2 separate regions of the Mus musculus genome follow, and region 2 is linked to region 1. Evidence: chromatin loops called from intact Hi-C (ENCODE). Cell type or tissue: heart. All regions are shown on one strand.

Evidence for each region. Hi-C counts contacts between places; a loop is a spot of excess contacts. Peaks named below come from ENCODE experiments on the same cell type or tissue, not always from the same donor. Only the 100,000 strongest peaks of a DNase experiment are listed, where the experiment ranks them.
Region 2: a loop joins it to region 1, with 4 times the contacts of the local background. A loop is called at or near these places in 3 of 42 quality-filtered maps.

Annotation. Positions count from the first base shown.
Region 1 is chr19:60,945,830-60,953,829 of GRCm38, forward strand. All of the region lies in intron 1 of Grk5 (G protein-coupled receptor kinase 5), which reads left to right. Among named protein-coding and RNA genes, the nearest start is that of Grk5, 60 kb to the left of the region's middle. In heart, no CTCF peak of the experiment used is centred here; DNase peaks (open chromatin) are centred at 302, 1,022, 3,382, 4,412 and 1 weaker place; H3K27ac peaks cover 2,152 bases.
Region 2 is chr19:61,079,981-61,087,980 of GRCm38, forward strand. It overlaps Grk5 (G protein-coupled receptor kinase 5), which reads left to right. Exons shown (of 16, transcript NM_018869.3): 11 at 874-963; 12 at 3,081-3,289; 13 at 6,092-6,229. It also overlaps a transcript of Zfp950 not described here. Among named protein-coding and RNA genes, the nearest start is that of Zfp950, 57 kb to the right of the region's middle. In heart, CTCF peaks have their summits at 4,757 (motif pointing left) and 4,961; a DNase peak (open chromatin) is centred at 4,751.

The DNA of each region.
Region 1 (8,000 bases):
AGCTGCTTTCATGCTGCCTCCTGTACTCCCCATGAGCACCTGCGTCTTGTTTCTGTGTCAATTCACAGCCTGATTTTCCTCAAGTCCAGCAAGATGACTGCCATTAGGTAGGGTAGAAGTGACAGGAACTCAACTCCAGCTGGCTTCAGTAAACAAACAACTCTAGGGAATTTGGCTCCTGCTTAGTTGTGGGTGGGGCTAGTGGTATCATGGGTTGTCTTTGGTTTCCCTTCCTTGTCCTGAGAGCTCCTGGCTCTGCTTCTCTGAAATATTGGCCTCTTTCCCTCCCACCCAACTTTCCCCATCATGGAAAAGATGGCCAGCTGCTGTGTGTCCTTAACCCTTGACCTTGGATTGCAGCCTCTGGGGTTGTGAGCCACAACTTCCTGTTCTTTAAACTCTCTGACTGTAGAGCTTTGTCAGGGCAGTGCTGGTGACTCAGGCAGCTGAGAGGTGACCAACACCACCATAGGAGCGCCTGGGTTCTGCTGAGTTACAAGTGTGGGGCCCCTGGTCCATCAGATAGTTGTAACGCCAGCAGATACAATTTTGAGGTTCTTTAAGGATTTCTTGCCCCTCAGTGAGATTCAGACCACCTGGAGAGAAGACAGTTCTGATTGTTTTAGGGAAGTTTATTTGAGGAGGATGTGTGGCTCTAAACAGTCTAATTTCTTTTTGGGAGTTCTGGGGGTGTAGGTTAAGGCATGGTCTCATGCAACTCAGGCTGGCCCTTGTATACTGCAAAGGATGACTTTGGATTCCTGATCTTCTTGTCTTCATCTCCCAAGTGCAGGGATTACACAAGGCCTGATTCACAAGTCGTCTGTTTTTCCCCTCTTTGTTAAAAACAATGGTGGTTGTTTTTTTGAAGTAGTGCCCTTCCAATTCTCAGCTGCTCTCCAGTGAGCTTTTCCTTCCCTTTCATGACTTGCATGTTTTTCAGGGTGAGGAAGTTAAAGAGCAAATCTGGAGAGTTGGCCAGGGCAGCACACTAGATTTCTGGCCTTGGAACTGGGGCAAGAGGCAGGAAAGGTGGAGTCTGAATAGACTGAGAGAAGCCTACACGACTTGCTTGATGGGGGAACAGCTATTCTCCCACAGGCTGCAGATGTGGTGGGAGGAAATGATGAAAGAGCTGTGGGCTGGGGAGATGCTATGAGGCGTAGATGCAGTGTATCAGGCTAGGGGCTGGGACTGTAGCTGTGGGACAGGCTATACCTTAGTCTCTCTCTCTCTCTCTCTCTCTCTCTCTCTCTCTCTCTCTCTCTCTCTCTCTCTCTCTCTTTTCAAGACAGGGTTTCTCTGTGTAGCCCTGGCTGGCCTGGAACTCACTCTGTAGACCAGGCTGGCCTGGAACTGGAACTCAGAAATCCACCTTAGGCTTTTTCTCATGGCCAGGTAAGTGATTCCTGTGCTGGGTCCAGCAGCCTTACTCTGGTTTATAGTCTTGGTTCTACAGCAAATGGACTGAGTGACTACTATCTATAATGTTTTCCACAAAATGAAGGGGTCAGGTTATATGACCTTTGAGAGTGTTTGAAAGCAATGAATTGACTGGGGCTCCTACCTGCTCAGCCACTTGTACTTCTCAACCCACTACCCAGCCAAGTCCTAAATCTGAGGTATCATCTGGGACATGGTGCTCCTCACCTATAATGCTAGTAGAGGCAGGAAGATTAGGAGTTCAAGGTCATTTCCTGCTATATAGTGAGTTGGAGGCTGTCTTAGGGTTTTATTGCTGTGACAGATACCATGACCACAGCAAATCTTATAAAGGAAAAAGCATCATGGTAGGAAGCATGGAGTTATGCACGCAGAAATGGTGCTGGAAGTAGCTGAGAGTTCTACATCCAGATCAGCAGGCAGCAAGCACGAATGGAGCAACCAGGTCTGGCTTGGGCTTCTGAAACCCCAAAGCCCACTTAACTTCCAGTGACACACTTCCTCCAACAAGGTCACACTTCTCAATTCTGCCACTCCCTGTGAGCATATGTGGGCCATTTCCATTCAAATCACCAGAAGCCTATGTGGGCTAAAAAGACCTTGTCCCTAAGACAAACCAACAAAACCAACATCAAAAAAAACAAAAACAAAAAACAAAAAACAAAAAAAAAACAAAAACAAAAAAACCTGAGGTGCTATTTCATAGAATGTGGTCCCGAAGAAACTGGGGACAAATGACTCACTGAGATACAGATACTGGTTCTGAAAATACCTGTTATAGAGTCCTGGCTCCTTTCAACACGCTTCACCTCTGCCCCCTACCCTAAACCTCTCCAGCCCCTGAGCTTTGCTTACCTTCCTTCCCTCAGCTCTTTTTTTTTTAAAGATGTATTTATTTATTTTATGTATATGAGTTCACTGTAGCTGTACTGATGGTTGTGAGCCATCGTGTGGTTTCTGGGATTTGAACTCAGGACCTTCGGAAAAACAGTCAGTGCTCTTAACTGCTGAGCCATCTCTTCTGCCCTTCCCTCAACTTCTTATTCCTATATAATCTAGCCATTTTGGACACACTCTTTCTTGATTCTCTACCTTCTTGGTCTTTTGTCTCCCTCTTTTTTTTTCTCTTCCTCTCTCACTCATCCACTTCTCTCTTCTCATGGCCAGTCTGTTCTACTGGCCATGTTCAGTTTTAGTCTTCTGGATGCCTCAGACTATTCTCTTTCTCATATCTATAATAAAAACATTTCCCTCAGCCATACCTAGGAGTGGTCATATCCTCATTTTTATTCAAAGCTGACTTGATTTTGCAGACCTGAGGGAGAAACTGAATTTATTTATTTATTTATTTATTTATTTATTTATTTATTTATTTATTTATTTATTTCCTTACTTACTTGTTGCTAGTACTGATTACAGTTGCCTCATTTTTATTCAAAGCTGACTTGATTTTGCAGACCTGAGGGAGAAACTGAATTTATTTATTTATTTATTTATTTATTTATTTATTTATTTATTTCCTTACTTACTTGTTGCTAGTACTGATTACAGTTGAATGGCCTCTCTGAGACCTTGCAAAGTTTTAGACCCATGGGGATGTCTCATGGTAGCAAAGATATGTGGCATTCTCTCAGTCTTTCTTCCTTATAGTCTTTTATGCTTGTCCTGCACCCCTGTATGCCACCAGGTATTTTTTGTCAGCAGTATTTGTTCCATCATAGGGGGAGTTTTTGCAGGAAATTAGATGACTTGACACATGCTTCCCATTATTGAGGTGTTAATGCATGTGGCCTCTTCTCTCACAATTAGAGTGGCTTTACAGAACAACAAACAATGGTGGTGCAGTTTCCTGTGGGAGGGAAGAATGGGTGCAGGTGGGTGGCCAGAGCCATGGTCCCCAGGGAAGTGGTTTCCTGAGAGCATCCTGAGCCCTGATTCCTGAGGTGGGGTAGTGACACGTGTTTTCAGCTTTGTCATGAGCTGCTGTTCTAGAGGCTTCCCATGGGCTAGCCCTGTTCAGATGGCATTTTGCTTTTACTTCTGGAGAAGCTGTCAGGCTAGCAGGAACTGCCAATTCTGCTCTCTAGATCTCTTGCCCTAGCCTGGATTATTGACTACCTGCTGCCCTAGGTCAGCCTCCCTTAGGCTAGCCTCCTGGCTTCTCTGTTCTGCCATTAGCCTTTGAGATCTTTGAATGTACTCAAACCACCCCCACCCCCTTGTCATTTGATTGCTTACTGACCTGCAGGGGTTGACACAAACATTCCCTTTCAGGACTTTTACACTGGCTTTCTGAGTATCCCAGCCTCTTTATTCTGCCTTCTGGTCTAATACTCAATTCCACATGGTATATCTTCCCACTAATTCCCCAATTATCAAATAAGCTGGGTTATTTGCTGCTGATTGTATCTTACTTCACACTGCCCACAGCCTTCTTTAGTGAAGATCTTCAAATGCCAGGTATTCTGATATGTGAGTTGGCTAAGTCTCTTAAGAGATTTCAGCAGTTTCTTGGGGCAAGTGTGAGGTTAAGGGTGGCTTAAGTAAAACAATAGGCCTTTCCATCCAGCAGCTTAAATAGTGGTGTGATTGGCATAGTTAAGAAGAAGAAGAAGAGGAGGAGGAAGAGGAGGAGGAGGAGGAGGAGGAGGAGGAAAGAAAAGCCCCTTGAGCTCTTTAAGAAATCTCTGGAAATTACATCTGTATTTGAGTGAACTGTCATATTGAGCCTCCAGTGGAGCACAACTGTGGAATTCAAACTCTTGTACCTCAAGAGAACCAGGATGAAGGAGAGGGCAAAATCCCTTGAAATGTCACCAGTGTTATTATTAGTCATAATATTATCTTTGTTAATAATAATAATAAGACCCACCTAAACCGTAGACAGTCATTTCCGTAAGCTACACCATCAGAGTCAGATAGCACTAAGGATCTGGGAAGGCGCCAGGGTGAGAGGGATGGAGTATTTGCAGGAAACCCCACCCTGTCCACACATGTACAGCTACATCCTCCACGCCCTTTAGGGCACTGGTCAATTGAAGCCTGGAGCTCCAGCAGGCACTTGCACAGTGTCCTGCAGGCTTTCATCCTTTCTGCCCTGAGATACAGTATGGTCTGTAGGTTTGGGAACTCCGGGGTAGTTTCTTGTACAAAACTCTAAGGCCTTTTTTCTTCTATTGTATGCAGACCCCAGAGATGTCTGAGACAATGTGTTTCCTACAGATTTTGTTTGCCTGCTCTGGCTTTTTTGTTTTGCTTTAGTAAACAGACATTTAACATATACAGATCTGTATACTTGACAAGGAGAAATCTGGAGCCTTCCACAGGCAGCTACACTGAGTCATTTATTCCTTGAACTTGAAGACCTTGGATAGTCTAGAGCTTTGTTGGTGACTCATACCATGAGTCCTGAGCTGGGTGTAAGGGCTTCTGTTGCCAGCTGCAGCAGCAATGGGGTGACGAGCTTGCGATTAGCCAGGGGGGAAAAGATGCTTCAGTCCTAGGTTATGATGAATTACAGCTTCTAAACCCTGGATTTGACTTTCAAGAGTTTAGGTCTGAGTCCTAGTTAGTACTCAGAAGCTGCTTATCTAATAAATATTCTTGGTGATTTGAATTGCTGTGAAGCCAAAGATAATCTTTGGAAATAATTTGGCATGAGCCTGTTTTTATCTGTTGAGCTTTGTTTGTGTGCCTCATATGTCTCAGTGATTTTACTGGGAAGGACTTGACCTGAGGACCCACTTTAACCAGAATGGAACCTGAGCATAACCTCATAGACTGGTTTGATCAATATGGATATAGTACTGTTGTCCCATTCATCCAAAATGGTTCCAAATGTTTCACATGGGGCTCTGTGCTTGTTCAACAGGGCAATAGCCAAGGGCACAGATTCCAAATGGGACAGACCTGGGTTTTCACACAAGCTTATGCTCTATCTTTGTTTGTTTGTTTGTTTGTTTGTTTTTGAGATAGGATTTCTTTGTGTAGTTTTGGCTTTCCTGGATTATTAAGCTCTGTAGATCAGGCTGGCCTTTGACCTACTCTGCTTTCCAAGTGTTGGAATTCAAGGTGTGGGTCACCATTTCTGGTTCCTTCCATCTTTATGAGCTAAGACTTGATACTTAATTTCCTAGGACATTTCTTACACATGAATCTGAGACATAAGAGCCCTCTTCTCTAGACAGCTAAGAGAATTACCTGCACCATTGTCTGTGAGGTGTTTGATCCATGCTAACATGAACTCAGATCACTGTGGTAAATGCTGCCTCAGTGATGAGCAGGTCACTGGATGCCTCAGAATCTAGAGGGACAGCAGACTGATTACAGACAGGTGATCTTGTCCCATATTTAAGATTCTGCATGTCTTTTGTAGTCCTATTTATAGACCCAGGAAGGCCTGCTCATCAGAAGGCCTCAAGCTGTCTGGATAGAACTTCATGGAGGAGGCAGGGAATGACAGGAATATAATGGTCCCTCTTTTATGACCTTCAAAGTATTTTTGTTTGTTTGTTTGTATCTTCTAGGGTATTTTCTAGGATATCTTTTTTTTTTTTTGTTACCATGTATATGGGGATATATGCCCAGAATATAAACAGAGTTAGGCTGGAAGTGGCTTTACATTTGAGAGACTCAATTGAAGAGGGGAAGTTTATGTGTAGGTTTCCTTGAAGGGGGCTGTGGTGGCTCTATTTCAAGTTCAAAAGGACTAATTTTGAGATATATCCGTATATCCGTTCTGAGGTTGGTCATATTGGAGGTTATGGTTGATGTTACTCATATAAAGGAGATTTAAACTTAGTCCCTTCCAAATGGAGTTCCTTTGCCGAAGTCTATTGTCTGCCTTAGTATATCAAGTCAGGAGTTTTAGGAGGTGAAGTATGGAGATGCACAGAGCTTTTCTCAAAGGATTTTGAATAAGTTCATGTATGGAGGGTCACTCCATATATAGTGGATATTTGGGGCAGAGTGTTAGCCTCTAGTTCTCTAACCTTCCCAAAGAACCAGCATTGGCACCCTCAGTGAACAGGTGTAGATGGAACATAATTGATTACAGGACAGGACTCATTTCTCCAGGCTTTGTCTCCCTTGGCTACTTGCTTTTCAATGCTGGTTTGGAATTTGTATAGTAGTGGGAATGTGGCTGAGCTCTTGTTTTTAAACAGCATCCCCTTCAATTCTTATGGGTTTTATCAGATAGCAAGGCCCACATTTAAAAGCCCAGGGTGCTTGGTTTGAAGAAAAGTTTGATTAGCCATTAGCAGCTAGTTAACTGGAGGCTAGGTCTACTTACTTCCAAGAATGGAGACAGATTATAACATTTACCTGCTGAGCACATTGAGAGTCCAGATGAATTAGAGACCACTGTCATGGCCACAGAAATACAAACCACACACTGCTCTTTGAGATATCTAACCTCTACAAGAAAAAAGAAAAAAGAGCTAACCAGTGACAGATGTTTAATGTGTGCTGCATATGGATTTTGAAGGAGGGGCCTCTTGAGGGAGACCCAGGCAAGATTCCAGGCATCTACTTTCATGTCCTGCTTCTGTGCGGCACTTACTGGCATTTTCTTCTAAAATAACTGCCCCATTATCTCTACCTGTTGATTCTGCATTCTGAAGGTTGTATGGAGTGTCTGAGAATTCTGACAGTTGTATGTGGGGTTGTTCTCTGGAACTTGTCATTGATGACAGGGTGACAGGGTCATGCCTCTTATAGTATAAGCTGTGTATTGAAAAGGTATTTGTCTGTGGAATAAAGTTACTGGATTAGGTTTCTCTGTTCCCTTGACAAATGGGCTCTCATATCCCCTAATAAGAACAGGTACCATCTGGGTTGAGTGTAAGGCTGCAACTCCAAGGACAATGACAATGATTTTTATTTGTATAATTAATCTTTTAAGATAGTGTTTTATCTCAGGCTCAGCACCAAGATGCCTAGTGTACGCAGTGCTGGGGATTGAGCCCAAGTCTTCTTGAATGCTGGGCAAACATTCTACCTACTACTTTCTGAGCCCCAAGCTCAGTAACCACTTGGGTAAGGCCAACAGTAGCCTTTGAGAAGAGGAAGACTGTGTGGCTGTGTGGGGATTTTCTTGCTGGCTTTGCTACCTATGGTATTTTTCTGAAGCTGATGCTTACTATTGGAGAAGTGGTTTACCTTTGTACAGAAAAGGGTCTGACAGCTCAGGTATGCTATTATCTTTTGTCTGGTTCCCTGCCTTTGTAGGGTCATACATATTCCTTCAAAACCTGCTGTGGAGAGAATCTCTATGTACTGTGTGGAAGTATCAAGTGTCAGTAAAAAGCTGATGGCCCATTAGCTGGGGCAGGGTTAGAAAGGTGGGAGATCTGGTACAGAGGGGTGGGGACATGGGGGAGGAGTTCTGGGAAAGAGTCAGGTTCAGATTTCACCTTGGGCTTGGAGGAGACTGCACATGAAACTGAGGAGAGGTAACTAGCCATGTAGCAGGCATAGACTAGAATAAACATGTTATATAAGCTACAGGCTAGTCGGAGAACAAGCCAAAGCTTATGGCCATAAGCATTGTAATA
Region 2 (8,000 bases), 130 kb after region 1:
GACTAGCCTGGCAGTAACAATACCAAGTCTTCTGCATGTTCTTGGGACAACAGCATACATACCCACAATTGATGACCTGCAGAGAATTGTGTGTAGAGAGGAATGGGGAGCACAGGGTCCTGTGGGAGGCTACAGTGTGTTCTAGTAACTACTCACACTGAAGCCCCACAAGGGGCAGTCCATCGCTGGTACTCACATACTATCTTTTCTGTCAGATACCACAGAACTGGCGGCCATCTAAGCTACTCAGGCCCTACAGGCATTTATGGACAAAGGCACGTGTTCCTTCCTGAGTATGAAATGTAGCCATCACCCTGCCTAGAAGGTGTGGCGGAGATAGAAGTAGAACTCTCAGTGTGATGCTGCCTGGGTCTTGGGGAACACACTCTGAGTTCAGATCCCAGACCAGGCACCACCCTTCTCATTTCTCCATCTCTTTGAAGGGGAAAAAACAAACCACCTCCAAAGACCAATCAGGAAGGCAGGGAGTGGCTTCCCAAATTGCTTTACAATTTTTTCCCCTTAAGCAAATTGTTGCAAAATGTCAAGAACCTCATATTTTTCCTATGAAGCAATCACTGAAACAGCCAGGACATTTTAAACTCTGTGACCTCAGCCTTCCCGGAAGCTCATTGGGGCATTAAATGTTGTAAGTCGGCCAGTGGCCCGCCTTGTCCAAGCATCTTTATTAATATTCTCCTCTTTATGTGTAATTTCTACACATCTTACTTACACTTTTTCAGGGTTACATGGTTACCCTGAGAAAGTAGGCTGATGTCACATCTTCATTGGACAGAAGCCTAGAAAGTCTGTGGCCCTGACCAGGGTGCCCACATGACCACAGGAACCCATTAACCCTACTCTCCCCAACAGGCCACATAAGGATCTCAGACCTCGGACTGGCCGTGAAGATCCCCGAGGGAGACCTTATCCGTGGCCGGGTAGGCACTGTTGGCTACATGGGTGAGTAATAACTTATGCCTATCACACACTGAGCCTCCCCAAGAGCACCTATTTCTAAATCCCCCAGTCTTTGTTTTGCTGGTCAGAATTACTGTGCTGATCTTCCACAGAAATGCCTGGTGGGAGACCTCAGTCAGGTAGAGTGGTACACTAGGGCCAAAGGTGTGATCTAAACTGAGTTTTCTGTAGCCCCCAACCACAAGCCAACCTAGGTCTCAAAAACAAGCATCCTGGAAGTTTGGTGACCGGAGCCTGCCACTAGCATTTCTAAGGGAGCCCTTATTGAAGTAGGACCTACTTTGATAAAGTGTCATCCTTTTTGAGGAGACTCCTGAGAAGACCCTAGGGCATGTAGGGATCACCTGAAAGTTCTAAACTCAGTCCCAGTTGCCCTCTGCCCAGGCCTGCATCCACAGATGATGTGGGACATTCAATATATTATCTCTGTTTCTTGAGGGTCCAGACAACAAAACACTTGGCAACCTGTAGGATATGTGTATATGTGACTATGAGAATCCTGATAGTTAGATCTGATAGATCTGAGAGACATATAGAGAATAGATGGATGGGTGTTGGGTTCATCATAGCACAAAGGTTCTTGCACTCACAGATCTACAGAGAAACCAGGAATGCTAAGATTGTCTTTCCAGTAGGAAAGATGAAAAACCTGTTCTTCAATCCAGAAAGCAGAGAATTAGAAGTGATTAAGAGCCTGGTCATCTGCATTATCTGTTGAACCAGGTCATATCAAGCTCAGACAACCAGAACTAGGGGTAGCTAGAAATCTAAATGACTCTTATAGCCAGAAGTGTTCCCCACAAGCTCCCACAATCAGGATCAGAGGGAGCTAATAAGCCCAGATGACCTCTATGTTATCTGTTTGACTGAGACCAGGCCAGACCCTTAGGCCCTTAAGCTAGGACAGGTAGCCTACTTCTAGAACCTATCTCTGAGGTGAAGTTTCAATGTAATTATGCTTTCTTGTGCACTGATTGTATTACACCAGGAAACTTTTTTCCAAAATAAATACATAGGGAATAAACCACTTGTTCTTAGGCCCCCGAAGTCTGATCCAGGTTGATGAAGTCCAGCTATATCAGGTTTTCATTCTTATCTGTAAACATGGTTCACTTCCCTTATGACACCTACAAGGACCCTCTCAGATGGGGGATGGATGAATGGATGATGGATAAATGGATGGTGAATATATGGATCATGGAAGGACAGGTGGGCAGACATATAGATACAGATACACCTGTCCATGTACCTGCATGGAAATATGCTTACACAGTTGCATTGCTCTTCTTTGGACACAGTGCTTAATGATTTGTCTACATACAGACTCTGTCATGTGTCCACTGATGCATATCATGTGTCTACACTTTTCATTCTGGATGGCCTTAAGATACATCTTAAGTACCTTTTGTACATCTATGAGTCATTTTGTCAAAGTTGTAGTGAAGATAAAATAGGAGATTTTATTTTATGTGTATGGGCATTGTGCCTGCATGTATGTCTGTGTACCCTGTGTGTACTTAGTGCCCACAGAGGCCAGAAGAGTGTTGGATCTCCTGAAACTGGAGTCACCTGCTGTGTGGGTACTGGGAATTAAACCCAGGTCCTCTACAACAGCAATCAGTTTATGCTGCTAGCCACTGAGCCTTCTCTTCCATCTCGCCCCCCAAAAGATGATTCAAAGTCCATGTAGGTTCAATTTAATCTTTAATTTAGATGGGCATTCTTCTTCATTGAAATAAATATGTATGCAATATGTCCTGTGTTGGGAGCCATGCCTGTCACTGGGGACAAAGCAGTGAGAGCTATGTTGTGTGTTCTGTCTGAGGAGACGTGTCTATCCACCATAACCAGGGTTCTGAAGCCACCGTCAGAATTGGGCACAGTGAAGCACCATTAGGGAAGGCTTTCTCTGGACAAAGTGGTGTTTACATACCTGCTGGGTTGCAGTTGGAGATTGGAAGGAAGTAGCCCCAGCTTAAAACTCCAGTTTTTCTATGAGAGTGCTATACCCTTGGGTACTGCTGAGATGAGGAGCAGCACCGGAATGTGGCTGCATTCTGCTGCTAGTTGTCTACCACTCTCTTCCCTCCTGTTCTCAGCCCCAGAAGTTCTGAACAACCAGCGATATGGACTGAGCCCTGACTACTGGGGCCTGGGCTGCCTCATCTATGAGATGATTGAAGGCCAGTCACCATTTCGAGGTCGCAAGGAGAAGGTTAAGCGGGAAGAGGTGGATCGCCGGGTGCTGGAGACTGAGGAAGTGTATTCCTCCAAGTTCTCTGAAGAGGCCAAGTCCATCTGCAACATGGTAAGCTCCCGGTGAGCCAGATGCTGCTCATAGGTTGCTGCCCAGTGGTGCCTCCAGCCTCTGCCTACAACACCTGCATATTGGACAGGATACCCTGTGAATCAAGGAATATGGGTTGACGTGAACACCCATGAGTGTGTGTAGCTTTGTAGAAAAGTCAGCAAAGCATAAAGATGATAGCCCAAGTTGGTTCACAGGCAAGTTCCTGCCCTTGAACTTGGCCTCCTATTCCCTCCACTCTGGATTCTAGACACGGGGGACTGAGGACAAGGACTGCAAGAGAGGTGTTAAAGTCCTTGGAGTTGTTGAACATATTCTCAGTGTTCCATTCACTGTGTAGAACGGTGGTCCCAGCTCAAGTTCTGTATGGCAGCATGTGTGGATGGGCAGGACCTTCAAGTGAAGAGATTAGAGTGACTGGAGTGTGTTGGGGCCAGGTGTGGATACTGGACAGCTAAAGAGGAAGGAGTGATAGGGGCTGTAAGGTTCCCTCAGCCAAGGTGGACACTGTTCCATAGCTGGTCCTTAGGCCCTTCCTTGGGTTTGGTATGGAGTCAGCTACTTCCTGCTCTTGCCTGGCTCTCAGTCTCCTAAGACTCACCACAGGAAGATGCCCTCTGATGCTTTCTGTCCTCAAGTGCCTAGATACACACACTTGTAAGCCAATGTGGCAAAGTACCTTCCTCTGGAGCCATACTACACCCTGAGCAGCAAAGAAGAGAGCAGAGAGCAGAGGCCTGAAAGGGGCCTCTCCTCTCATTCCTGAGTCCCCAAGTAGCCCTGGGAAGGTTCAAGGGAACACATACCAGTAGCTCAGGGTAGAGCTTAGAGAAGACCAAGACTAGAAACTTGAAGTAACTAAGCTTCTACATTCAGAGGACCAGGGATCCCTGGGGGCTTGGCTACTTCAACCACCCCTGCTTGGCCACTTCTGTGTATAGAGCTGTGGTAAGGATGTGGGGCTGGATCTGCCCTCTGATCATATCTAAAAGAGGAAGTGTTCCTCTGCTACTGACATGTGTCAAAGACATGATGAAGAAGGTATGTAACATGTAGACCACAACCCCACAACCTGTTAACCAGTCTCAAAGAAGCACTGTCACAGCGGTGCAGTCGGGATGAGGTAGTGGAGAGATAGACAGCAGGGGTTAGGGATGTGGAGAGATGGCTGCCAGTGGTACTTGTTATGTCATGGTCAGCTGTCTGCGTGATGTAACAAGACTATAAGAGGCATCACATTCTTAGGTCAGGAGTCCCAAAAAGCCTGTCTCAAGAAACATCAATAGGGACATGGACATACTGAGAGAATGGAGCAAACATGATCTCTGCTTCTAACCACTACCACTATCACCACCTCTCCACTTCCCCACAAACCTCCATTTCAACCTCAGGTTTTGTGAGCTGAAGCTCTTGCTGTAACCAGGACCAAAGCTGTCCCTCTCCTGCCCCCTTGTGGCCACCGAGGGAAATGTGTTGGCTGAAAAGTGCCAAATGATTGTACACATGAAAGTACCTCCAGAAACCTCAAGCCTTGCTCTGTCTTCTCTTGGGGTCTTGGATTCTGGTCTGGACTTTGTAAGCCACAGCATCTCAGTCTGGCCACTCTGCTCTTATCCCTTTAGCAGGTGCTGACTCAGGCTACTGCAATACCTGACCTATAAACCATAGAGGCAGCTACACAATCAGCAGGGAAGTTGTTCTCCATTCCATCTTGGCAGCCATGCCCCTTGAGAGAGATGTCCACACACCCAGCTTTCCTGTCCCTTGGATCTAATGCTGAATCTGAGGCTCCTGCTGTGCCCCATCGCTGTAGCTTCTCCACACTCCCTTGAGTCCTTCACCATTTGACTCTCCCAGTCATTCCAGATCATATGTGGTCCCCCACATACAGGGAACTTACTCTGTCTTCTCCCACTGCACCCACACCTTCTCTCTTGATAATGTACGCCTGATACCATCCCTGACACCATATAGGTGGGTGTTCTATTCCACCTGTGTGGTATATTTTAGAAATAGACAAATACTAACTTAATAACCAAGCTTTTCAGATGAAGATATTTTATCCTAAAACCCTGATTTTCTATCACTTCTTTTGGAAAGCAGAAGTGTCGTTTACATACCATTCCTTCCTGGTAGAAGCTGATAAGCAACCCAGCCCTACCTCATCCTTTTTTTTTTCATCTTCTTATCCTTGATGATCCGGCCATCTGCCAGCACAGTAGACTCTAGGGGGCTGCATTAACAGGCTCAGCTACTGCACATTCTTGCTTCTTTGGTGTTTCTTGGAATGGATGGAGCATGGCCCAGTTACTTATGTCTAGAATAGAGAAACTTGGGGCCAGAGAGATGGCTCAGCAGGTAAAGCATTTTTTAATGCAATCCTGGTGATCTGAGTTCAAGTCCTGGAACCTCTGTGACAGGTAGAGGGACAAAGCTGACTCTACAAAGTTGTCCTCTGATCTCCATACAAATGCTGTGGCACATACATCGACACACAATAAGTGAACAATATAAAAAATACAATAAAATAGAAAAGAGAAGCCCAGAGGGTAGGCTCTAACCTGAGCCACCAGCCTGAGAGTATACACAGGGCAACTGAAAGCATGACAAAGATATGATCTGATCCTGTCCTTGCTGATGCTTCAGTTCTTCTAACTGGGGAGACATCCTCCTCCAGACTGAGTTTTAGGGGGTGGCACTGGGGAGGCTAGAGCTACAGTCACAGATGTTCCTTTGTCCTTCTGGCCTATGGGCAGATGGAAAGGCCCAGTCATATGACCTCACGAGACTCTCTTGTCACAGCTGCTCACCAAAGACTCGAAGCAGAGGCTGGGCTGCCAGGAGGAGGGGGCCGCCGAGGTCAAGAGGCACCCTTTCTTCAGGAACATGAACTTTAAGCGCCTGGAGGCTGGGATGTTGGACCCTCCCTTCGTTCCAGATGTGAGTAGCCACTATTGCTCCTAGGAGCTCTAAAGTCATCTCTCCAAGCTGTGTTTTCTATCAGACCCTGAGTTTTGCCTCACACAGTGCCTCAAATCAGCTAACCCATCTGGACTACCAAAGATTGCTCACTGCTCCTTCCTATACTCGACTACTTTGTGGCAGTGTTACAGGTCTCAGTGTCAGAATATGTACAGATGGGGTGTGAACTGGTTGTTCAGAGATTTAGGTACTCTCTCCAGAATAGGGCACCTAGACAACCTTCAGGTCCTTTTCTGTCCAGTGAAGTCCAAGACACCTCCCCTTTCTGAATCTGCCAGATATGTTATATTGAAGGTTGAAATGAGACCAAAATGGAAAATGAGTATTGAGGACCATCTCAGTTTAACTGAGCATCTACTGTCCGGTTCAATTAGGATTCTCCTTGGAGACACTCCACTGGGTCTGTATAACCCACGTTCACACTCACAAAGGAGCCCCACCCAGCAAGGTCTTTTTATGCTTCTATACTTTAAGTCCCAGCAGATTAAGGATCCTTGTTGGGGCCTTGGGGATGGAGCCAAGAACTGTGGACACTACAGAAACATTGGAGATGGGAACTAGCTTGTGTTAGCTCATGAAAGTTGACAGATGTGGTACACATCTCTTCTCAGCCCCCTTCTCAGACACCTCAGGACAAGTGCCTTCAGTAGATCAAGATGGGAGTGTTGACACCTTAACAACTGGAGAATATTACAAAGCAGAACTTTCCAAGACCCCTCTCCCAGAACCATTTGTTAACATTTGTGTGCACAGCACTGAGGAAGTAAGGAACACTCCTTGCATCTTTGGTGTTCTCCTATAAGTGAAGGTTCCCTGATCATCTGGGTAGGGATGGCAGCAGCAGATGTGGGGAGCCAGGACTAGCTACTGGATGCTGAACAGTGTCTATGGTCACCCACTGGAGACCTCTGTAGCCAGATGTGGCATCCACATCATAGGTCCAACCAGGGATAAAAAAATTTTTTTGACATTAAAAAGATTAAATCAGTAAGTACTACAAACCCCACATGAGAGAAAGTTCACAGTTGATTTGGAAATCATGGCAGTGACTCTCAAAATGGTTGCCCATTTGGAATCATCTAGGGAGTAAGAAAAGTACTTATCCTGGTTTGGGGATGTAGCTCAATTGGTAGAATGTTTCCCTAGTATGAATGGAGTACTGAGTTTGATCTCTAGGGGTGATAGTACACATCTGTAATCCCAGCACTTAGGAAGTGGAAGCAGAAGGATCAGAAATTCAAAATCATCCTTAGATGTACAGCCTGTCTGAGATGTTAGCCTGGACTACACAAGACCCTATCTCAAAAATGGGGAGAACAGCTGAGAAGATAACTCATCAATAAAATCCTTGCTTGCATTGCTATCCTCAAAACCCACATGAGAATCTCTGGGGCTCCAAACCAATTAGAGGCCTGTCTCAAAAGGAAGTGTATGGTGTTCCTAAGGATGGCACCCAAAATTGTCCCTGATCCCACAAGAAGTACTAATCTTATACCCAGGTCTCAAGTGGTCTTGGACCAAGCTTGGTCCATCAGAATTTTTCAAATTTTGTTTGTTGTTTGGTAGGTATTTTTAAGTTTGTTTAGAGCTGTGGTATAGCCACTAGCATCCCTAGATAATGTCTAATAGAGTAACAGAAAGGACACCACAGTTGTAGGCTGGGGCTTCGAAGCCTCCTCCTGTCCTTGGGCTACCTATTGCTGTGGTGATGGGATGAGATCACTTGTGA